Regions from separate parts of the Mus musculus genome. Here regions 1, 3, 4, 5, 6 and 7 are each linked to region 2. The links are chromatin loops, found by intact Hi-C in ENCODE. Cell type or tissue: heart. All regions are shown on one strand. Each heading gives the region's core, and the rest is flanking DNA. Links, peaks and the distances in the headings are about the cores only. Region 1 has its middle 10 kb from the start of Vps8. Region 2 holds the start of Ephb3 (Eph receptor B3). Region 3 has its middle 36 kb from the start of Gm16863. Region 4 has its middle 14 kb from the start of Gm16863. Region 5 holds the start of Gm36224 (a long non-coding RNA gene). Region 6 has its middle 24 kb from the start of Gm36224. Region 7 holds the start of Gm16863 (predicted gene, 16863).

What was found. A loop is a pair of places that touch in the nucleus more often than their neighbours do. Peaks named below come from ENCODE experiments on the same cell type or tissue, not always from the same donor. Only the 100,000 strongest peaks of a DNase experiment are listed, where the experiment ranks them.
Region 1: it touches region 2 in a loop (8-fold over the local background); 13 of 42 quality-filtered maps call a loop at or near these places.
Region 3: it touches region 2 in a loop (2.8-fold over the local background); 8 of 42 quality-filtered maps call a loop at or near these places.
Region 4: it touches region 2 in a loop (2.2-fold over the local background); 2 of 42 quality-filtered maps call a loop at or near these places.
Region 5: it touches region 2 in a loop (11-fold over the local background); 38 of 42 quality-filtered maps call a loop at or near these places.
Region 6: it touches region 2 in a loop (3.0-fold over the local background); 2 of 42 quality-filtered maps call a loop at or near these places.
Region 7: it touches region 2 in a loop (4-fold over the local background); 4 of 42 quality-filtered maps call a loop at or near these places.

What each region holds. Positions count from the first base shown.
Region 1 is chr16:21,410,910-21,415,239 of GRCm38, forward strand. No RefSeq gene overlaps it. Among named protein-coding and RNA genes, the nearest start is that of Vps8, 10 kb to the right of the region's middle. In heart, for the core only: a CTCF peak has its summit at 1,933 (motif pointing left); DNase peaks (open chromatin) are centred at 1,072 and 1,892.
Region 2 is chr16:21,202,613-21,206,916 of GRCm38, forward strand. It overlaps Ephb3 (Eph receptor B3), which reads left to right and starts at 2,183. Exons shown (of 16, transcript NM_010143.1): 1 at 2,183-2,651. The coding sequence starts at 2,558. In heart, for the core only: a CTCF peak has its summit at 1,820 (motif pointing right); a DNase peak (open chromatin) is centred at 2,069; H3K4me3 peaks cover 2,444 bases; H3K27ac peaks cover 2,442 bases.
Region 3 is chr16:21,330,872-21,335,201 of GRCm38, forward strand. It overlaps the pseudogene Magef1. Among named protein-coding and RNA genes, the nearest start is that of Gm16863, 36 kb to the left of the region's middle. In heart, for the core only: a CTCF peak has its summit at 2,561; DNase peaks (open chromatin) are centred at 2,470 and 2,946; H3K4me3 peaks cover 2,717 bases; H3K27ac peaks cover 1,812 bases.
Region 4 is chr16:21,308,592-21,312,921 of GRCm38, forward strand. No RefSeq gene overlaps it. Among named protein-coding and RNA genes, the nearest start is that of Gm16863, 14 kb to the left of the region's middle. RefSeq lists an enhancer at 1,798-3,104. In heart, for the core only: no CTCF peak of the experiment used is centred there; a DNase peak (open chromatin) is centred at 2,420; H3K4me3 peaks cover 1,421 bases; H3K27ac peaks cover 1,800 bases; H3K27me3 peaks cover 1,231 bases.
Region 5 is chr16:21,390,881-21,395,210 of GRCm38, forward strand. It overlaps Gm36224 (a long non-coding RNA gene), which reads left to right and starts at 670. Exons shown (of 3, transcript XR_001782019.2): 1 at 670-886; 2 at 1,977-2,127; 3 at 2,829-2,986. Gm36150 (a long non-coding RNA gene) reads right to left here. Exons shown (of 3, transcript XR_384725.2): 2 at 3,994-4,233; 3 at 1,622-1,842. In heart, for the core only: CTCF peaks have their summits at 1,392 (motif pointing right) and 2,050 (motif pointing left); a DNase peak (open chromatin) is centred at 2,061; H3K27ac peaks cover 2,371 bases.
Region 6 is chr16:21,365,314-21,369,643 of GRCm38, forward strand. No RefSeq gene overlaps it. Among named protein-coding and RNA genes, the nearest start is that of Gm36224, 24 kb to the right of the region's middle. In heart, for the core only: a CTCF peak has its summit at 2,328; no DNase peak of the experiment used is centred there; H3K27ac peaks cover 1,615 bases.
Region 7 is chr16:21,292,848-21,297,177 of GRCm38, forward strand. Gm16863 (predicted gene, 16863) reads right to left here and starts at 4,025. Exons shown (of 5, transcript NR_046162.1): 1 at 3,924-4,025. In heart, for the core only: a CTCF peak has its summit at 2,084; DNase peaks (open chromatin) are centred at 924, 2,204 and 3,394; H3K4me3 peaks cover 579 bases; H3K27ac peaks cover 3,719 bases.

The sequences.
Region 1 (4,330 bases), core at 259-4,258, 210 kb after region 2:
TCTCTGGGTAGCTCTCGATGTCCTGGAACTCACCCTGGCCTTGAACTCAGGGATTCACTTGCCTGTGTCTCTACGTGTCCACCACTGCTGCCTGGCATGATTCACTTCTTGCCTCCACACACTTAAGCCTAGCTTACACTGCCAGTCTGGATTGCTTGCTATTCTCCAAATGAGCCCCACCCTTTCTGGTCTCAGCAATGAACTCTGATAGTTTCTGGCATGTTCTTCTCAACTCATTTCCATCCTTCAGAGCTAATTTTAAAGCATTGTATCCATCTGTTTTGCCATTTTGTACCAACAGAAAAAAATTTCTGCCTTCTCATGTGCACTGTATACTCCATCTCTCTAAAGTCACACATTAAGTGTCCATATGTCCATCGCCTCTGCCATCTTGAAGGGAAGGCACACTACCATAATGTCTTTGAATCTCGATCCCTTTCCACCAGCAGTTGAAGTTTCTGTCCACGATGAGCTTTGTATGCTATAGTGATTCCATGGTAGCCATTTTTGTCTGTGTGTTTGCCAATTTGCACATAGATGGAAGGACAGTTTCAGTGTGAAGTAATGTATGCTGTGTGTGTATTTGTAGCATAATAGGGATAGAAAAGGCCTTTTGATCACATTGGTCTCCAGCCCTCGTAATTCTGCAAAGTAGCTCATTGGCTTCCACTTTCAGATGAGGAACACAACACTCTTCTATCTTAAACAGCCTACCAGCAACCCAGAGCCAGCAAACTGCAGCAATGAACTCAAGCATTGATCTCTGGTCTAAAAGTCAGTCAGTCTGTCTGTCAGTCCATCAGTCAGTCTGCCAGTCTGTCAGTCAGTCCGTCAGTCAGTCTGCCAGTCTGTCTGTCTGTCAGTCCGTCAGTCATTCTGTCTGTCTGTCAGTCTGTTTGTGGCTTTGGTACAGCTACTTTCTGTTTTCTTTTTTTTAAATCTTGTGTCCTTGTTAGTTAATCTGAGTGCTTAGCAGATTCCCTCAAATGAGCTACTTCCCCTGCTGTGGAGGAATAGGGAAGTGTGGCTGACTTTCTCTTTCCAAACCCTGTCCCAGAAGCTGAGGTCCCCAGCTTGCTCTGTGGACCCCTGTCTGTCACTTACTGGGCATTGCCTCTCAGCTGGGTATCAGCATGGTTATGCTGTAAAAATTTCAGCTCTGAAGACAGTTCAAATCCTGCCTCTTCCACTTACTAGCTACAAGTGGGGTAAGTAGTATGTCTATGATAGTATGTAAATATTTGTATATATAACATATATATTTATATGTTATCATATACATACATACGTATGTGTATATGTATATATAATATGACCTGAGGTAATGGTGAGAATTAAATGAATAAAGTACTTAGAATAAATAAAACTGCGTAGGAGTGTGTAGTTCTTCATAAGTGCTTCATGTGTTAATGTACTACAACCACATAACTAATCTCATTTACTCTCTGTACCAATCCCATGAGGAAAAATATTTAAGCCGACTTTGCAGCCTATATTACTGATATAATTGAGGTCCTCCTTGACTGTAAAGCTTAAAACAATTATTCTATACATTAGAGAGACAGATGCTATTTGTGGATATTTCTCAGAGTCTTAAAAGTTGGTAACTCTGTGAAGAAGATGGTAGACTTAGTTGGGCTCCAGTGTCAGTCCAGAGAGAATGTGAGTTTCTTCACAGTGTATGGGTAAGAGTCGACAGCCTGGGTTTCAGGGGAGCCAGGGCTCAGCCTGCAGTGCTGTGTGGATTCCTGACGTCCCACCCCACCCTGGCTGGTGTCATTCTCCTCTTTTTTGGTTGAGGTGTGGCACCAGTCATCTCCAAGTGCCTTTCTAGGACCCCTTGTAAAGTCTCCTCGAAGAGCCATGTGTTACTTACTGAATGCCAGCACCATCTGGTGGACATGGGCCATAACCCAAGGCTCTTGCTCCCCACTGCCACCTAGTGGTCATTAAGGCCGTGACGTTTGCTTAGTGTATACATTTTTCTGAAAATCCTTAAACAGGTCACACACGCCATCCCTCTCAGCAACCCGTCTCAGTAAGCAGAGCAAACTAACATGTGGTTAGTTTTCAGAGCAGTTAGGTGAATGGCATGGAGTGACACAGCAAGCTCACTGGCTGTCACAGCCGGGCTTCAAAGCCTCTGAGGTATGAAGCTATGTTTGGAATGACCCTAAATGCTTCCTTTCTTCTTTCTTTTACAGGAGTTTGTGTGTGGTGTGTGTGTATGTGGAAGCCCAAGATTGTTGTCGGGTGTCTGAGGCAGGGTCTGAGTTTAGCTAGCCACTTTGCCCTAAAGATCTCCGGAATCTGCCCCCTGAGGGATTACACTCCCACCCAGCTTCCACATGGGTGCCAAAGATCCAAACTCAGGCAAGTGTTTTATCCATCAAGCCATTCCTAGGCCCTTGGCAGATATTTCTCCAGGGGAGGCCCTACCGTATTCAAGATGTATCTCAGAAGTCATTTCATTTACTCTGAACATACTAACGAGGTTATTTATGAAACACAGAGTGTGGCAGATGTAGGACTTGAACCCAGACTAGATTCCCTCCAACCGGTTTTCTTTTCCTTGGCGCCTGGGGAATTCCTAGCACACAGAAATTTCCTACTCTCCAGAAGGCTGTCGTTCTCCATGATCAAATCTCTCTCCCTCCCCCTCTCTCTGCATGTGTGTGTGCATATGTGTAATGTTCATGCTTATGTGGGTGCATATGCATGTGTGTGCATGTATGAAAGCCAGGACAAGCCTGCATATCATTCCTCAGAAGCAATGTCTACCTTATTTTTGAGTCAGGGTCTCTCTTGAGCCTTGAACTCACCAAATAGGATAGTGGCTAGCCAAGGACCCTGAAGCTGGAACTGTAAGCACACATCACCATGTGTGCAGCTATTTTAAAAACTGGGTTCTGGGATTGAATTTAGGTCCGTCTGCTTTAAAGACAAGCACTTTCCTGACTGAGCCATCTCCTTGACCCAAGCTTTCCCTTTTAGATGGGCTATTGGCATTTAGAATACTTGCTACATTTCCTAGCCTACCTTGAAGCTAACTGTGGGCTAGTAATCAAGCAGGCTTGGCACGTGTAATTTTAGGAAGTTTTAGAAAGGAGGAGGCAGACCTCCTTCTTTGATAACAGCATCTGAAATGGCTTCTAGAAGGCTGGCTAGAAGGCTCAGTGGGTAGGGGAGCTTGTTTGTGCACTGACAGCCTGAGTTATACCCTCCACTCCCTACCCCATGAGAAGACAGGAGACCAACTCTCTGAGATTCACAGTACGTGTGCACCTGCACCCACACAGACTCACACAAATATATACTAAATAAATAAACACAAAATAATTAAAGCAACTGCAGCGACTACTTCCTAAACATCCATCATGTTATCTCCTCCCCTTGAGTGTGCTGAGGGAGCAAATGCAGCATAAAAGAAAGGGGACGCCGGGCGTGGTGGTGCACGCCTTTAATCCCAGCACTCGGGAGGCAGAGGCAGGCGGATTTCTGAGTTCGAAGCCAGCCTGGTCTACAGAGTGAGTTCCAGGACAGCCAGGGCTATACAGAGAAACCCTGTCTCGAACTCCCCCCACCCCCCCAAAAAAAGAAAGGGGAATCACTTCCAACCGAGACCAGTTTTCGAAAGGTTTCAGCTTGTATCACTCACATTCTTGCTGGTTCCTTCTGCTTGCCTGTACAAAGCTACCATGCAGTGAGCTGCTTTATGGAGATGCTCAGACCACAAGGATCTGAGTGCACCTTTGGCACAGGGTGAGCTGAGGATCAGAGGCCCTCAGTCCAACTGACTGCAGCGAGCAGGATCTTGCTAGAAACTATCCAGTTTCTTGAAAGCAGATCCTTCCCAACTTGAGCAGCTGGGCTGATTCCTCGAATGTTGACTTAGGAGAAAGCCTGAGTCAGAGAACCCAGTTAAATTGTGCCTCAATTCCTATCCAGAGGAGCTAGGGAACTGTGGTACCCACACACGGGAACATTGCTATCATTTTGAATGTTTTTCCTCAGCTGACTAGAATTTTTCATATTTTGTGTGTGTGTGTGTCTGTAAGAAGTAACATGTCCTTTTTGCAAGCAAAGCAGTCTCCATGCAGAATGGTAAGGCAGGTCTGGTTTACCGATGATACTCACATTGTTGTTGTTCACCTTTTCCCTGGGACTTTGGTTGTTTAATTCCCAACCCTCTATTATCCTTGCCCTTGGTCAGCCCAGAGCCAAGCCCCAGGTCCCCTTTTCAGCCTTTTTCTGTCACCAAGTTCTGGCAGCAGTCCCAAGACACCAGGCTGAGTTCAAATAAGTCTGCCTTTTTCCTTGTAGGGGTGTA
Region 2 (4,304 bases), core at 305-4,304:
GGAGTGCCAGCCTCACAGATCTGCCTTACAATAAGCAAGGCTTTAATTGGGATGTGTTACCCCCAGGCCACCTGCTAAAAATCACAATGGTCAACATCAACCAGATCTCCAGGGCTATAGGGCAAGCAGTCCCTGCTCTCCATCTTGGGATCTCCAGTCCCACAACTGAGAACTGGATATGACGGTTTCTAAGATACCTCCGGTGGACTAGAGCTTTCTGTAAGCTTTTAGAACTCAATAGGTCAGAGCCTCTGAATAAGGCAACCCCCACCCCAGCTTCATGCATCCACACCCACCTCAGCCTTGCCCAGAGAGACAAAGCTCTTTCAAAGCAATACCCTTAGGCTCTGGACCCATGACCTTACCCCACCCTGCTTTGGTTTGTCTGAACTGGAGTCTTAAGGGTGCTTCCTGATCAGAGGGACAAGTCAGTCTGTCTATCGTGTTTCTGAGCCCATCTCTAACTCAACTCTCCTTCTTTGGCCCAGAAACCATGGGGGGAGGTACGGAAGGCTCTGAGGGACCATGGAGTGATGGTCACCCCTTAGGCCCATGAGAGGATGCATGGTGGTCACGACTTTAGAATTCAGTACACATCAGAACCACCTACTTGTTAGAATACAGAATCCTGAGCTCCACATTGCAGATACTCTGAATCCTAGCATGTGAGGTGGGAAGGGACAGCTTGAGGTTCTGAACACATGCTAAGGTGCTCCTTAGTTCTTTAATAAAGCAGAGTGTCTGTAACTACACTGTCCTGGGTTCAGCTCCTGTAACTTGGGGCAAGCTGCCAAGCCTTTGTACACGCCAGTTTGTCTATGTATTTTCTTTTACTTTCTTTCTTCAGTTTTGTCTGTAAAATGAGGCTATAATAACACCTACCCTGAATAAGTGTGAGGTATTGTTTCAGGGTGTTTATTACACCTTGTAAATGTTCTAAAAGTGAACCGGCAGAAGTCCATCACAGTAACCTAGAGGCTCTCTTTGATGTTTCCGACCCCGGCACCTCTCTCATTCACCTAGGCACAAATACACTTCAAACTTAACTTGTTGGCTCTTCCTTCTAGTCATGGTCTAAGCCACCACCCTCCCTTCCACTACATGGCCCCTTCACTAGCCCCCAGGATTCCACCACTGTCTCTGCCTGTCATCCTCCCAGGACAGACATGCCAATCTGATAATGTAATGTCCCCCTGTTTCAAGAGAAAGGCTACATTGTGAGTCCAAAATCGTATCCTCCGGGCCCCTCCTCATCTACTTCTCCTCAGCCGGTTCACCCTCTCTCCGCTCTAACTCTGCACTCAAGCGATTCTGAACTTTATTCTGAACATTTTTTTTCTTCGATTCTAGGTCTTAACACAAAAGTGTATGTTCTCTGCCCGGAGCACTGCCTCCCATCCTCAATACACTATTACTCATCCATCTTGTATACTGTCACTTAGATCCCGTTTCCTTAGACCTAACATTGTGCTTCGAAAAGGTAGGTTCTTTCCCGGCAGGAATGCTTGTTAGCCCCGCTGTGAGTTTTAAACCCACCTCCACCAGTTAACACATGGCTCCGGGATAATAAACGCTTCTCTGCTCTAGCCACTTTGAAACATTGTGGGTGCCCAAAAAATATTTTCTAATAAATTATCACAATCGAATAGACGAATAAATAAACCCTTGAGCGTCCCTTGAAGCGGGCTCTGCCGGGGTGGGTAATTCCCACGCCCCACATTCCTTTCCCTACTCGCTAAGGCCTGTCCTGGGTCTGGATGTGCTTGGAAGAAAAAAAGCCTCTTGACAGAATCCCATGGGTCTGCTAACCACAGGGGGGCGCCCCCAGCTCGTTCTATCTGGTTATCACCGTCTAGGACTGGAGCTGGTTACTAATCGCCAATAGGAGAGAGGGGCGGGGTTACCCGATTGACTGACAGTGTGGCTCCGCCCAGTCTAATTCATCTTTTCAATGGCTCCTCCTGCTGCAAGCCCCAGGACGCCGAGGGTGGGCTCGGTGGAAGAGCGGCCAACTGAACTCCAGCAGAGTGCTCTCGCAGCAGAACCAGCTGGCTGGGCGGTCTGTGAGTGGGCGGCCGGCCTCTGGGGGCGTGGCCTGAGTGTTGACGGGCAGGCAGGTAGCCCTGCCCCTCTCGCCCAGAGCGGCCGCTCCACCGCGAGGACCAGCAGAAGTGAGTACGTGAGCGGCGCAGCCAGATACCGGCTCCTACCCCGGACGGCGAGCGCACAAGGATCCCGGGATCTGAGCTCGGCCTCAGTGGACTGTGCCCCGAGAACCTGCGACCACCTGCGCCCTCCGCTTCCCGAGTCATTGGGCATCAAGCCACCCAGCGCCCCGGATCCTCCTGGACCGGTCCGTCCAGATTCCCGCGGGAACGACCTGCCGGCATCTACCCGGAGTCCCGGGTTGGGCGACACCTCGGTTACAGAGCAGCCCGTCTGCTTTGCTCCCCCTCCCTGACGGGATCTCTTGGACTGTGCGCGAGCCTTCTTCCTCGGGCGTCCCCAGCCCCGCCGGCGCGGCCCGGCTCGGCCCCCCAACCGAGCGCCCCGGGCTATGGCCGGAGCCCGCCCGCCGCCGGGGCTTCTGCCGCTGCTCGCTCCGCTGCTGCTGCCGCTGCTGCTTCCCGCCGGCTGCTGGGCGCTGGAAGGTGAGCGGCGTCGGGGTCCCGCGCGCTACCGGGGAGCCCCGCAGTGTGGGGCCGTGGGCTGAGCACACGTCCAAGGAGACTCTAGGCTCGAGCCGGCTCCGCAGCCCTCTTTGGGGAAACTGCTAGCATCAGGACTCAGCACCGACTCCCGAAAGCAGCAGTTCGGCCGTGGGTTGTTTTTTGTTTTTCGGGTTTTTTTTTTTTTCTTCTTTCCATTTGGAAGGGATAGCCTACAGTCAAAGCAGAGGAACGAGACCCTCGGGGGTTCGCACCTCTGGAAGGCGAGGAAATGTGGGCGACTCAGCATCAAGGCGGGGGGGCTGCGGGACTGGGCGCTTGGGCGGGTGAAGCGAAGCTCCTCGGGTTGGGGGCTGCACTGGTTGGGAACCCGTTGTAGTTAACAGTAAGCGTGATTGTGTGCACCCCGCTTTGTCAGGGGATGGCTGCGGGGGTGGAGAGGCAGGGGGGCCTGTCATTGTTTATGGTTTTTCAAGTGCCAGCAACACAAGAGGTGTGTGTGTGTCTGTTGTAAACCTTCTCGGACCCACCCCACCCCCACCTCCAGCAGGACCTTTGGAGGGCTTAGGTTTCCATTGAACCCTCACCAACAGGGATTTACCCGGGGAGCACCTGAGCCGAGTGGCTACTAGTCATCAGCGGCGGGAAAAGGTCAGCCTTGTCTGTGGGCTCAGTGAAACCTACTAAGACTGCTACTGGGAAGAAATTGAACTTGGACAAACAAACAGCCCGAGTGTGGCTGGCCCAGACAAGAGAGCTCACACTTACGCCACTTGACATGAACCCACAGGGAACACCGGCACAGGTCACTAACACAGTCTAGAGGCACATACAGTCCCCTGGTGTTACAAAAATTGTAAACCTATTCAGTCAGGGGTGAAACTCAATGTTGAGGGAGGGCAGCAAAGAATTTGAGGGAAAATTGCAATGCAGGCAGTACTTAATTTTTGGTGTATTGGTTAGATGCACTTTTTTAGTTGAGGAACAAAATACGATCCCTATGCAGTTGGTTTCCTTTCCATAAATTCACAGTGTAAACTTAAAGGTTAGGAAGAAAAAACAAAATCTCTGAAACAGTTCAGAGAGGCTTCTGGCCTTTGGAATTTTGGTGCCACTGTGCTGAGGGATTTATTCACATGGGTGGACACATGCAAATTTAGACAGACACACAGAGGTTGCACCCACACTTACACACACTCACCCACTCACCCACATGTGTGTGATAGGATCTCAGGCGTGAGAAACCAGCATAGGGCTTTGTTGTTGATTGCCTGAAGGGTGTGAGCCAGGGAGCCTATTGAGTTCCCAGGTCTGGGACTATCTTAGCGCAGGAGAGGCAACATTGGTGCATGCACTCTGAAACATACACTTAAACTGTGTGTCACCTGTGTGTATCAGGTCCCGTGGCCCCTTTTGTGGGGTGCGGTAGGTAGTGGTAGGTGGTAGAGCCGAGAATGGAGTGGTGGTGGAGGTGTGTGGTTTGGGGGAGATGAGCTAGGGGTACCTGAGGGGGGTCTTCCCTTCCTCCTTTTCATCCTTCACCATCCTCAGACCCTTTGAGGCAGGCTCTAGCTAGTAGTGTCTGGCCAAGGAGCTGATGGTGACTGAGAGGCCCTTGTGATCAACTATGAATGG
Region 3 (4,330 bases), core at 204-4,203, 130 kb after region 2:
AGTGATTGAGTCAAAATCAGGTAATCCGATCCTTGATGCTCACACTTCTGACCACTGCCTGAGAGAAGGCATTGCTCTTAAAGGCAAAAGTATTATTCCCATTTTAATTAACTTGCTACCCATAAGGTCATCTTCATATGAATTACAGACTACCCAAGAGCCATTTTTAATCATTACTAAACTGCCTATTAATTGAAAGATTTTGTTCTGATTTCTTTGATCTGAATCATTGAATCCCTGAGCTCCTGTCCTAAAATATGTTCCTTGACAACCTTACCATACTCAAAAAATACAATTTGAGCATAAAAGTAGCAGATAAGTCGTTGATAAATAGAAAACAGCCTTTCTATTATGGCCGCCCTAAGGACACAGCTTCCTAATGCCCATCTCTAGTGCATTCCGCTCCTTCTAGGTCCCCTGCTGGTAATTTCCCAGAGTGAAGGGAGGTGGTCTGCACTGCAGAGGCCATGAACTACTGAGAATATGTGGGTGTCTACATATCTCCACTAAGTAGGAAAGCAGCAGATTGAACCACGGGACACAAGCCCTGGGCTTCCTGCCAGGGATGGATCTTGAAGTAGAGCTTCTTGGTGGGAAGATGTGTTTCCTCTATTTATTTATTTCAGGCACTATTTCGCTTCTGAAGGCGATGATAGAAGAGAGATCCTTATAGGGGTCATGAGAAGGAAGGTAGTGAGAGCCAAACTGAGCACGGCCACAATCACTGAGCACTCTAACACACACCTATAGAGTTCCCAAAGAAGATTATGTGACTGAAAATGATCGGTGTTCTTTAGTATCACTCCCAACTCCTCCGTCTCTTTTTATTCCTTCCCCTGAGCTCCCCCAAAGTCTGAGGGGATTAAAGGAAACCTTAAGCGAGCCTCATTCAACCACCTCAGCTAGATCACATATCCCTTTGTGACATTTCATTCATTGTACCGTAATTTCCGGTTTATTTACTATTCCCACCAAACATAGGATGTATTCTATTCCCAAATAATGACTTTAACTGTGCAACACAAAATTTAAGGTGCTCAACAACTTTATTAAGTGTACCAGGATATAATACTCATTTACTACATTTTAACTTTTTTTAGATCACTATAATAAAAGTAAATAGAAGTACATACTTTTTTTTGGTAATAAAACAAAAAATGTCAGAGGCTCGGCATCAAATAAGCTTACACACACACACACACACACACACACACACACACACACACACTGATCAATATGCTGTGTCCTTTCATGCCAACCAAGGACCAGAATTACAATGCTGCACAATGCATTCAGAATCTCAGAATAAAATACAAAGTTTTACGACTTGATTTACAAAAATCAGCAAAACTTGGGAGTGGGTGAGTGGGTGGAGAAGCGGGTGAGGGACTTTTGGGATAGCATTGGAAATGTAAATGAAATAAATACCTAATTTAAAAAATCAGCAAAACTACAACAAAATTCTATAGGAAAATTATAGCAATAAATATAAATTAGCAATTTAATATATTAAAAGTAACAAAAGCTAACAATTGATAAGCTCTAAAAACTAAAGCTTCACCATTTTCTCAGAAATGACATTACTTACAACTCAAAGACAGTGGATACCAAGCCCACTAGGCCCTCGTTGGCCATCTTTCCCCCCACCCTCACCAGCCATGGAGGGTGGCCATAACATGGGCCACCTCGGCTCTGGCTCCTAGGGCTCTGGCCAATAAGTAGTTCATTCTTCTGAAACCTGGACACGAGCCCCACTTCTTCCACCTCGGTGATTTTCCAGGTTGCTTCGGGAAGTACAAGAGAATTCATATTCCGATGGTTTGGTGTGAGGCACCTGTCTGTAACTAAGGCATCGCTGCTGAACAGAACCTTCCATAATTAGCCTTTTTGGGTAACCAAAGAAGATATTTTGATGGAAGCACCCTACAAGCAATTCAGCATCTCCCAGAACTGTGCTATTACCTTTCATGTAGATAAGACCCATGATCATCACTAAGAGTCCTAATCTGGGGCCATCTCTTCCCAGATCCTCCTCCAACCCCTCAAGAGGTTTTAACCTGTTGGTCAGGATGTAAGTGTGGTGCTTGCGATGGAGCTGTTTCAGCTGGGAAGCAAAAACGTACAGCGATGTTCTGCGGCCCTTGAGCTGATCTTCCGGTGCAGACCCTTCAAGTCTCCGATAACATATTTCACCGTCTTGGAGCGTGCGATTAGGCCCTTCTTCCTGCCCTTCACCAGCAGAAACTGCACTGAACAGGCGGCAGTCCTATCAGATGGCTTAGGGAAGCCGCCAGGACCTGGGCTCGCCCTCGGCAGGAGGCGGCAGGACTGTCCCACTCTCAGGGTTCTGCCCCATGCCTTCGGGCAGGCGGTGCCCGGCATGCCACCCCTGAGACTGCGCGAACAGGCCCGGGAAGACGGCGGCGGGAGCATCATGAGGTCGCGGCGAGTCCCACACCCGCCCACGATCGCGCAGCCGCAGTCTGGGCTCGCCACTTCCGGCTTGCTCGGCCAAGATGGCAGCGGCAGTGCCGCTCGCAGCCCTTCCGCTTCCTCCTAGACTGGCGGCGTGCAATGGCTCCTGCAGGTGCAGGCGCCGCGGGGAGTGTGTGCGTGTGCCTGGGGGAAACGCTGCAAGCAGCCATTCCGGGTGGGGAAGCTCCTCTGTTCAAGAAATAGCACAGAACCGAGTCCGGGCATATTCTTTTAGTAAGTGATTATGCCTGCACATAGACAAGGCTGGAATGGTGAGTTAGAAGAGAAGGGCCCCAACAGGAGACTAGGGAAAATAAAAATTTTCTGGACAATGAAGAAAAGACTGCAGTCTTTGTCTGCGGCCTCGGGGGCATGTGGAGAGGGTGCTTATTACAGTGCGGAACAGGTTCTTGGAGTCAGTGTGAAATGCTATTCAGCGGTTAATTGCAAGGTGAGGACAGCACATTGTGCAGTGATAAGAGATGCACTGAGGGAGCACATACCACGCTCGCATCGCGCACGAGCCGGTGGTGGCTGGCTGGAGGGAAGGAAACATTTCCCTCCAATCAGAATTACTCTCATACCACCTTTTAACCCCTTCTGCCTCGCGCTTCGTATCCCTCCTCCCCACTCTGAAGTTCCCTCTCCTACCAATATCCCCATCTTTTAAAATCGTCTTCACTCTTCAGGGCTAAGCTTAAAGGTCACCTTTCAAAAGTCTTCCCTTGGAGGTCATGCACAGAATTTAAATACTGTTATTTCTGAATCATCACAGCTACTATGCTTATTTAACATTCAAGTGCTCGATATTTACTGTTATTTCTGAATCACCACCACAGCAATTATGTTTATTTAACATCCATGTGCTAGGCTTTATTGTAAAGGCATTTTTCTCCTATATTTGACTCTCACGTACATTTTACAAATGGTTGGCCTTTTCCTATGGCGTTTGCTATTTTCCAACTACATAATCGTGGACAAGTTAACAAAAGCTTTTGCCCTTTAGTGACATTAGTGATAAAAATGGGTATAACAGTAGGAGCAGCATTGTGGAGATTACGTAATTCACGTGAACACTTACCGTTGTGCTTGGCACACACTGACTATCTAGCACTTTAGCTATTAATCACTGATACAGCGCCCTGCTGGGTAAATGTCCCCATTTTAAAAGTGAGGTAACACACAGAAGAGTTAAATAACTTGTCAAACGTTGCACAGCTGAGATTTGAACTTGCATACCACAAGTTTAGAGACCACACTCTTTACTAAATTGATAGATGCATTGACATATATTTTGCTTTATATTATGATTATTTTCAGGTTTGTCCTCTTTAGTCTCCCTAAGGAAACACCCTAAAGGAGGGGTGACTTTAGTTTTGAAGTCTCTCAGGGCTCACAGTCCACATCTAATGAATGATGGAAGGCTCCCCCTGCCCCTTAGGAAATAGCAGTTACTCATTTAAAGTAGACAGCAGCCAGTCTTTTCTAGACTTAAATATGAAATATTTCTTCTAAAATTTTTCAGAAATGAAGTCCTCCGTGGTGCCTTATGTATAATCCCAACATATGAGGCAGGAGAATTAAGGATTTAAATCTAGCCTGGGCTACTTAGTGTGACCCTGCTTCGAAAATTATCTTTGAAAAATATTTAGTCGTTAATATCATATGACTTAGGAACACTGAGGTGTGTAAATGAGGCAGGAGGATGTTTATTATAGTCTAGCTTGAGGCAATTGTTAGTTAGCATTGTGCCAAACGTTTTATGTACAATATAATTTAGTCCTCCCAAATCCCTATTAGCAAAAGTATTATTATCCTCATTTTACAAATGGGAAGACAGTCACAGAGAGGTTAA
Region 4 (4,330 bases), core at 213-4,212, 110 kb after region 2:
GCAATGCCTTGCTAGGATAGTCTGAAATCCCTCCAGGAAGGTGTGGAGGTCTGTGTCAGCCGCCTCCATCAGAGCTCCTTTGCCTGAGCGGAGCGGAAGGGAGCTCTGGTGCCGATTACCACGTTTCGGGGCATTAGGCAGTGCAACAATAAAATCTGGGTCACTGCAGCACAAAGTCCCCTTTATTTTGACAAGTGTAGTTTTTACTCTGAAGTGTTATCATAAATAATTAAATTAAGCCAGTAAATGGCTTGTAGTGCGCTTTGCTGAAGTAACAAAGTCTTTGTAACCCCAGACACGAAACCACTCCTTTGGGGGATTCTTTGCTTAGAAACATTTGGGGGATTTTTCAGCACTCAAGACTATTTGGACTAGTTAAGGCAGGGAGGTGGAGCCAGAGGTTCACTCTGTTCAGTCCTGAGAATGCTCCCCTTTCCACTGGGGTTTCCCCCACCACCACCCGCTGTGCCCCGCCCCATATTTGACCTGCAACAGTTGAACTATCAAGCATCGTCTCTGGCTTGGGTGAATGGGGCACCAGGGCACCCATAAGTAGGCACTGCTGGTCTTTGGTAGGGGCTCTCAAGACTGCCAGGCAACCACACTTGTCTGCTACAGTCACCATTTCATAGGCAAGGAAACTGAGTGCAGGAGAAGTGAAGTGACCTATTAATGACCTATTATTGCTTGTTGGCTGATGGATGGGCAAGAGTATCCGACAGGGAGTGGAGAAGACTGTGGAGCTCTGGCTGTCTTGGAGCTCACTATGTAACTGAAGTTGACCTCAAACTCACAGAGATCTACCTGTCTTTGCCTCTGCATCCCAAGTGTTGGGATTAAAAACTGTGTGCCTCTATGCCCAGCATTGTGCAAATTCTTAATAGAAGATCCTGAAGGATAGCCATCAGCGTCCTCATCCAGATCTCGGTCATGGTACCTGGGCAGGTCTTAAATGAAACCAGTGAGAAATGTTAAGTGTACTGGAGGGATGGGGACTGGACAGGACAGGACAGGACTGGCAGCTGATTTTAAAGAAGCCTCCTAGGTCTGAAGGGCTCCTCCAGGACAACTCAACTCCTAGACAGTTCACCCAGTTATCACTCCATAATCCTATCAGGATCCTGGGTGAGAGGTCAATCTCTATAAAGCAGATGCTGATCAAAATGAAGTGACAGATAAGACCCCATCTTCAACCATTCCTGGCTCCAGGGGACCCAGCTGTTTTTCCTATCACCTTTAGTGGAAGGGAAAGCATGGTTTTCTGACTTCACAGGACTCTGAGCTATATCAACCATAGAAATGGAATCTGGAACAGAAACCACCCACAGGACAAGTGAAGCCATACCACTGATCACCAAGGGGAGGCTGCCACTGCTCCAGCCTAAGGCAGCATTTAACGGAGGGCTGGTGGATCAAGTGTTCTTGGGTCAGGCGAAATTTTGCCTGGGACTGTGAGTCCTCCTTTGAGAAGGCCAGCACTGTGTGGCATCTTCCGATCCCCCCACCCTATGACATTCAGAAAGAATGAAAAGAGTGTGGCAAACCAGAGAGTGAACTCAGCTGACTCAGAAACCTCCACAGATCTGTGGGGTTCTAGGTCACCTCTTTGCTCTGGGAACAAGAAAGAGGTGGCACGGGAGAGAAGCACTATCAATCAGGCTGAATGGACAATTGTTCTTCCAAACTGTCTACTAGACTGGGCCCTAATTTCTCTCTGAACTCTAAGCCTGCACCCTGGGTTACCCTACTATGCTCAAACTTCATCTTAAGTCTCTCTCCTTAAGGCAGATCAGTATCCAGCACATTTCTGTGCCCAGTTCCACACACAGAAGGAGTTCAATAACGCCTAAACAGAAAACGGCTCTAAGATTAGGCCAGATGTCCTTGTCAGGGCGGCTGCACTTGACCTAGAGGAGGAACCTGTCAGAGGTGGGGGTAGAGTGCGGGGTCGAGGAGGTCAGGAGGTCAGGAGATCAGAGCTACACACTTAGATAGCTTTTCAAGCTTGCCACATAGTCTTCTCTGTGTCGCAGCCGGATCCCATCTCCTCAACACCGGCAGGTCTGTAACTATTACATTTCCTCCCTGACAAGCACTGTGGGGATGTGTGTGGCCAGGTTGGGAGGAGGGGACTTTAAACTAGCGGCCCGTAGTCCCAGTCAGAGCCCAGACTCTCCTCCTTCCCTCTTTAGGCAGAGGCAGCTCGCTGGACCGTGTGACAAGGAGCCAGCCGAATTCATTTAGCAAAAGCGGATTTGGTGCTCTGCCCTGCAAGCACTCCCCGAGACGAGCAGATAGCGCCTGGGCACCCCTCCCGTCCCCTCCCTCTTGGGCCTTTCACCCCCTAATCCACTGAGTGGGGAGCGGTCACGTGGGCCGCCAGCTCTCGACAGGAAGCTGTCGGCACCGCTGGCTCCCAGGGCCAGCTCCTTCACCGCCGGGAAGGCAGGCTGCCTTCCCCCAGCCCCACTCCTTGAAACCCAACCCCTCTTTCCAGCTGCAGCTCCAAAGAGCCTGGGGCCCGGCCCTCCCCGGGGACCCTGCAGCCTGCAGATCTCACGGTCAGGGAATTTTCCCTGTGCGGTGTTCCAGGCGGGCAGAGCCGTCAGAACAAAGGGCAGAGAGAGCACGCAGGCTGTCTTCCCCTTTTTCCTTCGCTTCCACCCTACCCTCATCAAGGGAAAGGAGTCAGTGGACAACATTTGCGCCCCACCCCCCACCCCGCCCTGATCTGGAGCCAGGGAACGCTTGGAGAACAAAACCCATCCTTCCTGGGGAAAGAGGACCCAGGAGCAACTCGGTCCAGATCAGTCTGGAGCAGCCTTCCTTTCTCATCCCTTCTCCCGCAAGGGGACAACTGATCTGCTCTGTCCCTGACATCCCAAAGTCCACCCTTGGCTGGAGATCGGGGTCACAGTCAGGGATTTCAGAGACAGGCTTCAGAGCTGATACCTGTAACCAGGGGAAAGGCTATTATAAAAGGACAATCAGGGGTTTCGGTGTTGCTCCTCAAGAATTCAGCCGATCCGTTGTTGCTGGGTTAACACTATAATAGTACAACAGAGTAAGGTGCCCCTGCACCAAGCATAACCTCAAACCCTGGACTCATTTTTTAATGGCAGCCTGGCTGGTCCAGCTCTAGGGATGCCCTGAGCCCTTTGACTCTGAAAGTGCCTTACAAATGACCTCTCTGAGCCTTAGCTTTCTCACCTGAAATGAGAGAGAGAGAGAGAGAGAGAGAGAGAGAGACAGAGACAGAGACAGAGACAGAGACAGAGACAGACAGAGAGAGAGAGATTATTTGTTGTGTCTACTTCCATTCATTCAGCAAACAATGAGCACCTACTATGTGCTCAGTTATATATTCAGTTCCTTGTTTGAACACAGTGGGACTCACCCCTCCAAGGGCCACATCAGTTCATAGGTAGTTTGGGAATAGAAATGTTTAAAGATAGGGACCAGCTGTAATGACCTCATTAACTTTCTGGGAAGAGGACTGCTCAAGCAAACTTTTTAAAGTTCTTGAAAACAGTGAAGTGAGCCAGACCTGCCTCTGTGATCCTGCCTGAACTATTTATTTGCTTAGCAAACTGTTTCTTCATAGATAGAGGGAAAGGAAAGGCTTCAGACCAGCTAGAGGCAAAGTCAGAAGTGAGTGGGGTCTGAATTAATTAGGGGTTTCTGTAGCTTAATGTATAAACCTGGGCTCAGGAAATTTGGCCTTTAAAGCAGGTGCCCTTTCAAATGAGTGGGTTTCATGTAACTATTTTAACATCAGCTTCATTACCCTTTATGGGCCGAGGGAGTGGTGGGGGAGCAGACGAAGGACCTGGTGTGACTGCTGCAGAGAGAGGAGCCAGAAGAACCCATAAAACAGCCTCAGGGTCCCCCAGCTTTCTTTCAACCAGAACTGGGATAATCTGTCTGCCTCTCTGGTGAGGGAAATTCACACTGTAGACCCTACTTATGTGACCTGTAGTCTCAGGTGAGGCAGGAGGCCAACCCTCCCAGTCCTTCCTGACAGGGGTTTTTCTTCTTGGGTCTCCAGTATTCTGAGATGTTTTGGTCTAGCTTGTGGGCAGCCTCCAAACTGTTCAGCCAGGAGTGCCCCCTCACATGCTACAGGGCGTTCTCAAGAAGCTGTGGTTACTTGCAGCTGCCACTGGTCTAACCTGAAACCTTTCAGTCCCTATGCATGGGTCCTTCCCAGCTCTTCTTATGGTCTATCCAGCCATGTACCAACTCAGCTACCCTATGAGTTCAATATGATAGCCACCTAGGCACTTAGAACGACTCTCAATTGAGATACGATGTGTAAAATACATAACAG
Region 5 (4,330 bases), core at 233-4,232, 190 kb after region 2:
AAATCTTCACGCACTGGGCTGGATTTGCATATGTTAATATGGAAAACTGTAACTATGTAATGAGAAGCAGTGGGCCGTGTGGGTGAGTGGAATTCCTTGCAGTACTTTTTTTTCAGATGGCTTAATTTACTCTCTTTGTTGTATTTCGACAGATCCAGGTGTTTGGACGGAGCTGGTCTTGGTCCCCACTCCCCTCTCCTCAGATCTCTGAAACCGTGGCTCTCACCAGACTGAGCCTTGTCCAGGAGGTGACCAGGTTCCCCTCTCCCATCACGCGCCTACCTGAAACACCACCAGGAAGATGGCATGGGGGAGGCTACCCCAGACCAGAAAGCCCAGTCCCAGAGATCGGGAGGGGATGTGCCTGAGGGGGTGGGGAGGAGAGGGCAAAATTCCAGAGACAAGAATCCTCTATGGAGACAGCCCGCTGGGCTTTCAGCCTTCCATCTGGGTTCCACTAAAAACACATTTTGCGTGTTTCTGTTGTTCTTAAGTCTGGGTTTATTTCAAGAGGGGGAAATTATGAAGAAACATCTCTCCCCTCATTTTAACAGCAGCCTGTGCTTGGTAGGTTGTCATGTGGCTTGCCCCTCCTGGAGGTGAAAAAGAGGGGGTTGGCACGAATCCCAAGAGGTTCTAGGAGTGAGAGGTTCCAACGCTGCTTGCTGACAGAGTCCCAGGCCAGCGGATCTGACCCATGCTCTTTGCCTACCCACTGATGGCAACATAGATGGCCAGACAGGATCCTTGGTGGGCTGAGAACTAGGGAACGAAGACTGAGGTCAAGGAGAGACAGTGGAGCCGGCCCCACCTGGTGAACATCCACACAGAGAGAGCTGAGTAGCCGCCTTCCCACACCATTGCGAACCTTCTTTGAGCAGCATGTGTAAGTGTCAGGCCAAATGAGGCTGCATTTTGTCATGTAAAAAGCCAGGGGCTGGCAGAGGCCCCTCTTATGGATTCAAGCTCCAATCTAGGCTGAGAAGCCACAACATGACCTGGAGGCCTTGAACTTGAGTTAGTCTGTACCCCAGAGACAAGAAGAGGTCACAGGAGACTGGAAAAGTGGTCAGCAGAGGACTGCAGGATTAGTATTCGAAGCAACAATTACAAAATAGGTTGAGGAGCCTTGCTGCAGAGGGCAGCTTAGGATAAGATGGCTGCTAAAAGGAAAAGCAAGGGGGGTGTCGTAGTTTCTGGGTAAGGAATCTAAAAATAATTCCTTGCCTTTGGCTTGGTGGTATATGCAGTGACGTTAACAGAGTATCAGTATCAGAGCCTGAGAAGCCATTAGCCATCTAGTGCAAAGTCCACATCACTCTCCCAGACCCTTTTCCTGTGTTATGTGTACAGGATTTTGTCTGCATGTATGTTTGTACACCACATACATGCAGTGCCCGTGAAGGCCAGAAGAGGGCGCTGGATCCCCTGGAACCGGAGTTAACAGACAGCTTTGAGCCACTATATGGGTGCTAGCAATCAAAGCTGGGTTCTCTGGAAAAGCAGCCAACACTCTTAGCCGCTGAGTCAACTCTCAAAGCCCTCACTTTATAGTGAGGAAACTGAGGCTCAAAGAAAGGACACTGTTTGCCCAACACACAAAGCAAGTCAGCGGGTAGGCTAGTTCCACATCGGAGCTCCTTTTATTTGGTGCTGGTCCACTTTGTGACAGTGTGTGAACGGCCAGATCCGCATGAAGGGTATTCGAGAATTCCAGTAGATATGCCGCTCATAGACTCATATGTATGCACTACGTGTTCACTGGCCTTCAGATCCTGCCAGCAAAGACACTCAGTTCTCCCCAGTGGTTTGGTCCTCTCGACTGTTGGGCGGGCACACAGGCTGTATACAGGCAGAAAGCAGAGCTCAGTACATCATTGTAGATGGGCCTGTCTTTGTACAGAGTTAGTGCCAGACACAAAGAGAGAACTCAGACCCTAGGTTCTGGCCTTTATTAACCAGAGTAATTTTTGCAGAGCCCTCTCTGCCTCTGAGAAGAGGGGCTCTGCAATGACTCAAGTGGTCCTGCTTAGAAGAGCGTGACTGCCCCCTGGTGGCCACACATCTGATATCTCCAACAGTAGCTCCACCCCCTCCATCCAGTGCCTTGGTCCAGCCATTCATCAAGTAAGTATTGGGGCCCCCTGCTGTGTACCCGGGAGGTAGAGAGTGAAGAAGACCTTTTGCTAAGGGGGTGAACACCCTATGCTCTATAAAGGTCAGCAGGGCACTGTAGAATATTAATATGCAAAGCAACAAGTTGCTACAGTACAGGTTAGCCCAGGCTTAAAAAAAAAAAAGGTATAAGGTTGCATTCCAGCTTCTAGATAAGGTATCTAAAAATAACCCCTTGAATTGGGCATGGTGGAGTCTATCTTATAGTTCCAGCTACCCAGGAGGCTGAGGTGGGAGGAATCAATCAACCACAGAAATATAATAAGACCTCATTTTTAAAAATCCTTAATTGGTATGGGTTGGTGTGCTTTGTGCACAATCAACCAATAATCAACAGTCCTTTGTCTAAGATCTGTGTTTACAAAATACTGTATTTATACCTCCTGGTTTACCCTTCTTGTAGTCCCATATGGTGTCTATAATTGTCCATGCCTTAAAGAGCAATAGACTGGTCAGAAAACCCAAACGACGCCCTCCAGGTTGCAATTGGCAATAGGCTCCTGTCTAACCTGCAGATTCCAGTTGGTCCAGATGGCCTTCTGGGAGGCAGGCACACTAGGCTAGGGTTGTAGGTGGGAGTCAGTCACATCTGCCACAAAATAGTTGGTGAATTGGGGAACTGGACCATAATGCAGCTCTCTCTCATCTTCCAGGGAACAGGGTTCCGTTCTGAAGTTGTACTCGATGCCTGGCGATGCCTGGTGAGCCTGACACAGGCAGATGCCCATTGAGGATGACTGGCTTGGTAGCTATGACACCACAGCCTTGAGTGACAGGCACAGCACGGAGTGCTGAGTTTGTTCCTGGCCACCACCAGGTACGTGAGCAGATGGGAGGTTAGAGTGCAGGGATAGCACTGAAAGACCTGAGCAAAGGAAGAGTTCTGGGGTCTCATCCTCCATATTATCTCCACTGTCAAGCACAAGTTAAAAAGGAATGAAAATCCCAGTGCAGCCTGGCAGTGCATGCCTTTAGGGAGGCAGAGGCAAGTGGATCTCTGAGTTCAAGGCCAGCCCAGTCTGCAGAGTATACTAGGGCTATACAAAGAAACCCTGTCTGGGGAAAGAAGAAGGGGAGAGGGGAGAGAGAGGGAGAGGGAGGGAGGTAGGGAGGGAGAGAGGGGTGGTGACTGGTCAGTCTAGTGCAGTTATTTAGAAACAGGCAAATGAAAAGGGCTCATAGCAGAGTAACAGAGCCTAAATTTGGTAGCATCCTGGAAATCACCCACCATGCCAGGCTCACAGACACGTGGGCCCATTAGGTTTCTTTCTATCTTTCTATCCCAGAACTGGTTTCAATGGAGTCCTGCAGATTCTGTCTCCAGATCACCCCAGGAAAATCCCACTGTTGGGTGCTTAGAAATCCAGCTTTGTTTTCCAGACTGTTTCTCTCTCTCTCTCTCTCTCTCTCTCTCTCTCTCTCTCTCTCTCTCTCTCCCCCCCCCCCTTCCCATCCTCCTGTGGATGACAGGGTAGCCTCAGTGTGCTGGTCACTCATACAACCAGCGTCTCATAGTCAGTCCCCTGCAGGGTCTCTTGGAGTGAAGCTGGGCCCCACAGACACCTTTGAGGGTGGGGCTTGACTGCTAATGGATAGCTGTGTATGGTGGCTTGGTGGGAGGTCATTCAGTTTAGAGGGGGTGCTAAAACTTTACTGTCTTTTTTTTCCCACCCTTCCCAGGGTTTTAGACATAAATATTCTCTAGTAAATTGACAATAGAAATCCCAGGCAGGGGTATTCCAAGGACAGACTTCATGCAAGATGTCCTTTACAGCAAAGGCGTGAGCAAGAAGAAGCAAGGCAGCTAGAGTCACTGACCTGCACGGCGCACTGCTGATGGCCACTTGTCCATACGACCTATTTCATCTTCACTGCAGAGAGCTCTCTGTGAGGTGACAAAGTCAACCCAAGGTCACCACACCAGGAAGCAACAGTGCTCACACAAGAGCCTTCTAATGCCAGCACGGCTTGTCACAAGGGCATCTTTGGGCTTTGCTGACTCTGGACATGACGTGAAGTATCCCATGAAAGAGTGAAATATTCAGGAGGCCAAACATCCTGAAGAGAAGGAGCAGGCATTCTGATGTAGGCAGATTGTGGCCACAGTGGGGCCTGGTTTCTGCCCATCCTAGGACACGCTGGCTGCCTCATGATT
Region 6 (4,330 bases), core at 250-4,249, 160 kb after region 2:
GCCACTGGGGGTGCGAGGTGTGGGTGTTCAGAGGGAGAGCCCTGCCATGCTGTCTGGGGCCAGGGCTGCTGGGAGTTTGAAACGTTTTTTCATCTTGGGCACCTTCCCTGTGCTCACTTCTCAGAGGTCACAGACTCCTGAGAATCAAAAGAGCCAGGCTGAGGCTGGGGATCACTGAGGCTCACAGCTAGTGGCCTGGGTTTATCCCATGGGGCTAGTGTGAATCAGTTCCAGTGGGGCCGCTGCAGAACACAGAATGTAGCTTTATCTAAGAGCCATCCAAACTCAGCTCCCTGTGTGCACGTGCATTCATCTCCCTCTTCTTGCAGCTGCACCCAGCCATTCTCTCTGCAAGAGTGCCCAGGTGACAAGTTCTGATGCTGGGGTACCCCACCCAGGTCCTGGAAGAGATTCAGCCACAGGAACTGAGGTGATTTGGAAGCCCTGAGAGGGGACCATTCTTAGATTTCTAGTATAGTTGTGGAAAAGGCTGAGAGCAGACACCACACCAGGTAAAGATGAGGTAGAGGACAAAAGTGGGAACCCCCTGGAACCAGGGAGCTATAGGCACTATCGGTCAAACATCAGCCCCCCCCCCCCCCCGAGATGTTCTGGGCTCTGCCTGTGGCAGTGGTCCCAGCCTTAGGACTCCCTAGCTTCACAACCTAGTCCTGAAGCTGTGGACCACAGAATACCTTTTCCTGTCACCACCGAGACCTGCCTTTCCTCCTACAAAAGCCCTGTGGTCATAGTCGGAGACATTCTTACCATCTGCTGGACTTCAGAGTGCTGGTGGGAAGATCTGAACTCAGGCAAACAGGAGGCCAATGTTAAGACACTTACCTGGGGCCAATGAGGTGGCTTCAGCAGAGCAGGGTGATTGTCCTTGAGCTCCGTCTGCAGAAGCTACATGAAGGTAAAGGAGCAAGCCTGACTGGTGACGTTCTCTTCTGACTTCCACCCTCCTCCTAACAACAACAACAACAACAGTAGATACAATTTAAGAGCACTGTGCAGAGCTAACACTCTTGTCTACTTAGTTAAGTTAAGCTTGACTGCCATTACAGACACTGTCTCCATCACTGGCCTATTGATGTGAAGAAAGACCATGACCAAGGCAACTCTTATAAAAGAAAACATTTCATTTGGGGCTGGTTTACAGTTCCCGAGGTTTAGTCCCTCATCATCATGGTAGGCATCATGGCACCGGAGCAGTGGCTGGGAGCTACTTCCTGGTATAGGGCATACATCCATATGCCCAATTTTAATTATTAGTTTATATTCTGTTTGTGCATTTATTTGTTCAATACAGAGTCTCATGTAGTCTGGGATCCAGCCCACTAGGTAGCTGAGAATGGCCTTGAACACCTCCTGATCTCTAGCCTCTATCTCCCAAGTGTGGGCTTGACGATGCGAGCCGCGGCTCCCAGGTTGTAACTCCTTTTCTTCACAAATTATTATTTGACATCGTCTTATCCATTCAAGTGTGGGCCTGTGGACTTTCTTGAGATAGGATCATATTTTGTTGTTATGGCTGACATGAAACTTGCTACATAGGCCAAGCTAGTCTCAACCTAGTGGCAAAGCTCCTGCCTTGTCCTCTTGGATGCTGAGATCACAGAAGGCTACCAACCACCTCACCCAGCCTTCACGTTAGTTTGCAGAGTTGAATTATTTATCTTACAATTTCCCAAATCTCACTAATTTTCACTAAATCAGCGTGAATGCAAATCCTCAGTTGTGGAGAAAAATACAAGGTGAGTGGATCTCTGAGGTTTCCAAGGGCCTGTTTCTGCACTGGGCCTCTGGGCTACAATGGGGTGAAGGCAGCCATTGCCTTCTCTGTGCCGTCTCAGGAAGCAGAGGCAGAAGGGAAGAAAGCTCTTGGCCCCAGCCCTGCCAGAATCACTCAAATGGATGAGTCTTGTCTTCCTGAAAGTGAAGGCCCCAACACAGAAGAGAACTATCCAGCTGCCTTCTTGGGTGGGGATTTCATAGCCCTCCGAAAGCCTCTGGCACCTTCTCTTCTTGCCTTGGCTCTGTTTCCTTCTTTGCTGAGGGTCCTATTTGTCAGAGCAGAAGGGAATTGCATCAGGCAGTTTTGAATCAGACAAAACAAAAATAAGTGGCAGCTTTCTTGGGGAAAAGTAATGCCGAGTTTTGATTTGCTTTGTTTTGCCACTCCTGACTTATTAGGCAGAGCCCAGTAAGTTAGGGGAGGCTGGCCAGAATTTCAAAACACAGAAGAGGGAATAGCACTTTGAACATCCGTGGGACAGGGATGGGCAGGGAAGCCGTGCGCTGGCCAGGCTGGGTACTCCCCCTGCAGGTGGGAGAGCTGGAAGACCAGCAAGCTAAGTCTGCAGGGTGAGGGAGCATGCAGGAACGGTGATGGAGGCGGAACAAGAACATACGCCAAGCAGTGTAAAGAATAATAACCAGGGACAGGTAATGACAAACACAACGGAGTGCTGTCTGTAACCTCTGCTGACTGAGACCCTCCAGATCCAGCAGGAACTGAAGCACAGCCCTTGACTTTGTAGTGCCTGAGCAGGGTTCTCAGCCTGTGGGTCACAACCTCCAGGGTTACATATCAGATATTTACATTATCATTCATAGTGGTAACAAACTTACAGTTACGAAGTAGCAACAAAAGTAATTTTGTGGGTAGGGGGTCAGCACAATATGAGGAACTGTTTTACAGGGTAGCTGCATCAGGAAGGTTGGGAATTGCTGAGCTAGGGTAGTAACTGCTAGGCAGTTACATAGGATCTGTTATCTCTCCATTCTGCAGCTGATGAGACTGGGGCACAGCTTGGTTGACTCTCCCACACTCTTTGAGCTCAGATTGGACTTAGGGGCCCCTACTCCTGATTGAGCTAATGTAAAACTGTACCTCCCTCCCTTTGACGAGAAGCGGGATCTGGCCTGGACGTTGAGAGCCATGACCACAGAGGGGAATCTGGAGTGCAGCGGTGTTCCAGAGGACTGTCACCATCACCCTCATCATGGGGCACCCTCCCAAAGTCGAGGGGTTCTGTCCCCTACTCTTTACATTCTGAGTTCCATCCGCACTAGGCTGTCCTAGCTGTCACAACTGGTTAGACCACCACACTCCCTGAGCCTCAGTCTAGCTACCAGTAAAAGTGTGGATGGAATCTGACGGCTAAAGGTTTGGAAAGGGGCAGGGATTGGGAGAGCCCTTGCCTAGCATGACGTGCCCTGGTTTAGAGGATCGGTGTGTGCTGGTGCATATGAATAGTCCTAGCACTAGGGAGATAGAGGAAGGAATTAAAAAATGAAGAACAGCCGGGCGTGGTGGCACACGCCTTTAATCCCAGCACTCGAGAGGCAGAGGCAGGTGGATTTCTGAGTTCGAGGCCAGCCTGGTCTACAGAGTGAGTTCCAGGACAGCCAGGGCTATACAGAGCAACCCTGTCTCGTCTCGAAAAACCAAAAAAAAAAAAAAAAGAAGAAGGAGAAGAAGAAGAAGAAGAAGAAGAAGAAGAAGAAGAAGAAGAAGAAGAAGAAGAAGGTCATTCTTGGCTATAAAGTGAGCTTGAAGTCAGCCTGTGTTACTTGTTCTACACCACAGGGCTACACAGAGAAACCCTGTCTTGAAAAACCAAAAAAAAAAAAAAAAAAAAAAAAAAAAAAAAAAAAAAAAAAAAGGGGATTGGGTTACCTGACCCCTGCATTTTCTTTTTTGTTCTAGAATCAGGTGACTACTGGGAAAATCTATTTTTATTATGGTTTACCGTGTCTACCAAATACATCTTCCAGATACAAGGTGTGGCAAATACTGAGAAAGGCAAACAACATCTCAAGGAGCATTCTCACAGACTTCAAGTAGGGCTGACTACATGAGACTGTGGTGTGTATGTGTGTGTGAGCCAGATTCCTGGATTCGTGCAAGAAATGCACTGGGATTGGTCCCTGGCTAGGGAAGAGTCTTTAGGGGCCAGGAGAAGGAGGAGGAAGAAGAAGAAGAAGAAGAGGGGGAGGAGAAGGAAGAGAGGGAGAAGAGGAGGAGAAGGAGGACGTACTTCTACTACTAGTAATAGGAATAGGAATAGTAGTAGGAATAGTAGCAGTAGTACTAGTAGCACCAGCAGCAGCAGTAGTTTGAGTGTCTAAGGCCATCAGAAGTGGGAGGCAGTGAGCCTTACCTCTCACTGGAGTCCCAGACTCAAAGCCAGGAGAGCAGGCCCAGCTCAGGGGTTGCAGGAGACTTTGGATTGGTCTAACCTGAGCAAGGTAATGGTGACTGTGAGTTGGTCTAGCCTGAACAAGGCAAGAGTGGTGTGTGTCTAAGCAAGGAGATGGGATC
Region 7 (4,330 bases), core at 204-4,203, 90 kb after region 2:
CTTTGGATCTAATTCTGCCTCACCTTGGAGCTCAGGCCCTGGACCAGCCGAGGAGGAACAGTGTGATGTCTCTGTGCCACCAGACCCACATGGTAATTGGGGACCGAAAGGTGGGAAGAAGAAAGGAGAAAAAGAACAGAGGGAGGGACAACAAAAACGAGACAAAAAGTGGGACGAAGGTGTGCGTGCAGTGTCCAGTTGTAGGCTGATAAATGTGATAGGGCTCAGGGTGGTGCAGGAGGTTCAGAGGACCCACAGCAGTGGAGGGGGAAAGGACCAATTCCACTCGGGCGGGCACAGCTGCCAGGGATCTGAGTCCCCTGCTGGCCATCTGAGCAGAGGCTCCGCCTAGCCAAGCACCCAGCCCCTGTGACTCCCGGGTGGAGGGACCCACATTCCTGCCCAGCAAAGGCCGCTTTAATCAAGGCTCCAGATCCTTCCTGCAGCCGCCCCGGGGGGGACTGTAACGCTAAACACATTAGTGTGTGAGATTGAAAGGTAACACATTCTCATGGAAGCCCTCCGAACAATGGGCCTCAGGTCTGGGTTTCATTTGGAGGAACTGTGCGGTGGGAATTTCTCTAATCAAATAAAAGAAAATGAAAAAAAAAAACCCTCTATCATTCACAAACTTAAATGCTCTTAATTGCATTAATTTGAAAAACACAAAGTCTTTCTGAGTATGGTGTTGGAGCTCGATAGGAGAGGAAGCTCAGGGCTGGGGTCTGGTGGCAGCAGACGGTGCTAGGCAAGACAGTCAGTGTGGCCAGGACTTGAAGGATAGTCTAGCAGAGATTCAAATGACAGGTTAGCCTCTGTCCCCCCACCACCCCTCCCAGCCCTGGTATTTCCGGGATCTCATGGTCGCTGAAGAGGCCTGACAGCCCCATCAGGCCACTTGGCCTGGACCTGCTGCTGTCACTCACTCCCAAAGAGGGAGGGCAGACTCTCTGCTCTGTCAGCACCTACAGCCTGGGCCCAGCTGCTCATCTTGCAACATGCCCCACTCTGGATGCCTCCAAAACCCCAGGCCTCAGACTGTCCTTCATAGCCATTAGCCCATACTGGACCTCTTTGGACCTAGAACTCTGTCTTCACAGATGATGGAAAGAAACAAGCTATGGGGCTAGAAGCTTGAGGAGTGGGAACACCTGACACTTGAGGAGTGGGAGCACCTGAAGCTGACACTTGAGGGGTAGGAGCACCTGACAGTTGAGGGGTGGGAGCACCTGAAGCTTGAGAAGTGGGAGCACCTAAAGCTTGAGAAGTGGGAGCACCTGAAGCTTGAAGAGTGGGAGCACCTGACACTTGAGGGGTAGGAGCACCTGAAGCTTGAGGGGTGGGAACACTTTAAGCATGAGGCTAAAGGAATGGGAACCTTCCTATTCTGAGTCCAAGGCACTTTCTTCAATTGCATTTCTCACTCGGGGGTTTAAAGGGCTATCCAGTGCCACAGAACTCCCTGAAAGCAGTTATAGAGCCTGTAACAGGCAGTTGTAAGCTGCCTAACCTGGATGCTAGACACTAAACAGAACCTCCGATCCTCTGAAAGAGTGATACAAGCTCTTCTCTCTCTCTCTCTCTCTCTCTCTCTCTCTCTCTCTCTCTCTCTCTCTCTCCTTTCTCTCTTTTTCTAGACAGGGTTTCTCTATGTAGCATTTACTGTTCTGAAACTGGTTATGTAGACCAGGCTGGCCTTGAACTCAGAGCTCTGCCTCCTGGGTGCTTGGGTTAAAGGTGTGTGCCACCATGCCCGGCATGATACAAATAACCGCATAACCATGTCCTGAACCTCCCCATTCTCCTTGTTCTTAGGCTTAGAGCAAACTCATCTTTTACAAATCTTTGAAGCCCTGTGAGTCTCCCATGTGGATAAGAAGCAGGATTATCCCGTGCCCCAGATAACTGAGACCCTGAGACAGAGGTTGACTTATTCAAGGACACACAGTATCAGGATCAGCACTAATATTCCAGAAATGTCTCCACTGTGGCACCTGCTGTGTGCTGAACCCTCTGCCAGGCTCTCTGTACACAAGAGCACCCTGATTTCACCAGAGCCCAAGCTTTTTGGCCACAGGTGGACTCCTTCCCTGCACCACACTGCCTCCCAAAGACAAGGATGGAACGCCAGGCCTTTCTAGAGCTCTTCTCAAATTGTCTCTTTGTGAAGAATGCTGTCAGCCGTCAGCCAACACCACTTACTCAGAACTCTGGGCGTGGACTAATGAGGGACACGATCCTTGCCCAGACAGACTGGAGGCTTTTCAGGCAGCCAGAGATGCAGCACTCCAGAGGGAGTGGGGGAGGGGCCCCCACTGATTCTTGACGGAGCCATGTGACCCTGACTAAGATCTCTCTCTCTTGACCTCAGTTTCTTCACATGTCTAGAAGGGACTGGAGGCATAGGGCTTGCTAAGGACTTCCTAGCCTAGGACCATATGACTCCCCGAGAGGCACAGGCTAGCCGTGCTTGGACAACTCTCTGGCAAAGGTGACTTGCTAACCCTTACCTTCCAGCTTGGCTGTCCGCCAGAGCTCAGTGTATAAAGCTCAGGAGAGGAACTCACTCAGGACAAGGGGAGCCCGGGGGGGGGGGGGGGAGGTGACGGTTTACAAAAGCACGTTGTGTTTAGGTTTGCAGACCTAACAGAGAATTGGGAGTGGGCACATGCTTGTCCCAAGCAGGCAGATGTTGCTTTGAAGAACTTCTAGGGGTAGAGTCTTGGGGAAAGGGGATCTCATGAGCCCATTGCTGCTGCGACCTGATTTGATGTGCTCAGGAAAACATTGCTGCCGCCCCCCCCCCCCCGCCTCCTTCCCCCCAACTCACATCTTTCCAACTCTTTCTGCCACTCACAGAGTTGTAACTGAGGTCATGTGATGGGAAGCGCTCAGAGAAGCTGTTGTCTCCTACACCACCCGCCTCACCTTCACCAAGAATGCAAAGGACAGAACAGGGGGTTGAACCCCAGTACCTCCGAAACTCAGGGAGGGAGACCTCAAACAAAGAGGGTTATAAACTGAACACCCGGTGTGCCTCAGTTTAAGCAAACCCAGTATATCCAAATCTAAAAATAGCTCCTTCTATTGGAATGCTTTCCCATATGAATTCATTCCCATATGAGAGAAAGACTCACTAGCTCTTTTCTTCAAGAAGCCAACTCCATTAGTGCATTAAAATACGACTCAAGTTGCCAAATGTGATTTCATATGCAATCCCTCTCCCCGCCCCCAACATACTTCTCACTCTTGATCCCTAAGGAATACTCCGCCTTGAATAAAGAGAGGTTCGCCTGGGGGTGGGGGGGACTGCTAACCAACATGGCAAACACATGTCCTGGATTTTCTGAGACTGGCTCACTTTCTAATATTAGGTTTCCATTGTCCCATGAGAACTCTTGGAACGATCAGGCCTTGGGGACTGGCCATACAAATGGTCACTATAGAGAGGACAGTGTCCTGTCTGACCCCCCTTTCCAGCATTGCAGGGCTTAGGGGCAAGGCAGGTTGGAGAGCCCTGTGGCGGTAGAGAGGGTAAAGAGAGTTCTAGGATTGGGAAGCTTCGTGGGGTGGGGGGTGTTGGACGCAGGGTGAGTCAGCTGAGGAAGGCAGCCCCCCTGGGTTCCTGGGATCCATTAGAAGCATGCCATGTGAAGCAGACAGGCTCCCTGCACCGTGCTCCTCCGGGAAGTGAGTGGGCGGCGCCCTGGAAGGTGGCCAGGGAAGAGCAGCTCCATGATTAAAGGGTTGGAGACTGGGACTTCTGAAGCGAGACCAGGATGGCTAGTTATTTATGCATTCATCTCTTGGTTCTTACCTCTACACACTCCACCCCACCACCCAGCAACCCAGACCCACAGCCCAGCCCTGGACCCCACATGGGGTCTTGGGACAGTGGGAGGAAAGGCAAGGACACTACTCACCCTAGGTGTGCCAGCAGGAGCTTCAACACTTGGGCATCATAAAGCTTTATCCCAGAAGCCTCCCAGGATACAAGTTACCAGCCCTGCCATCCAGATAAGGACACTGAATTGAAATTCTTTGCTCACACGCGGCCAAGTGGAATGAGAACTGGGTTGTCTGATTCTACCACACCACATCCAAAGCAGATGATGAAGGAAGGCTGGAGCCAGAATATGAGGATGGAGAAATCTGACAGAGTGCCACTTGGTCTTTTTCCCTGGGGCTGTTTATGTGGAAGTGCTAGTTGCCAAAGCAGTGCTAATAATGGGGCTGGGGCTGTGTATTGAGCATTTATGTATATAGCAGATAACACACACACAGACATATTCACAAACACATACACACACAGATACACATACATACACAT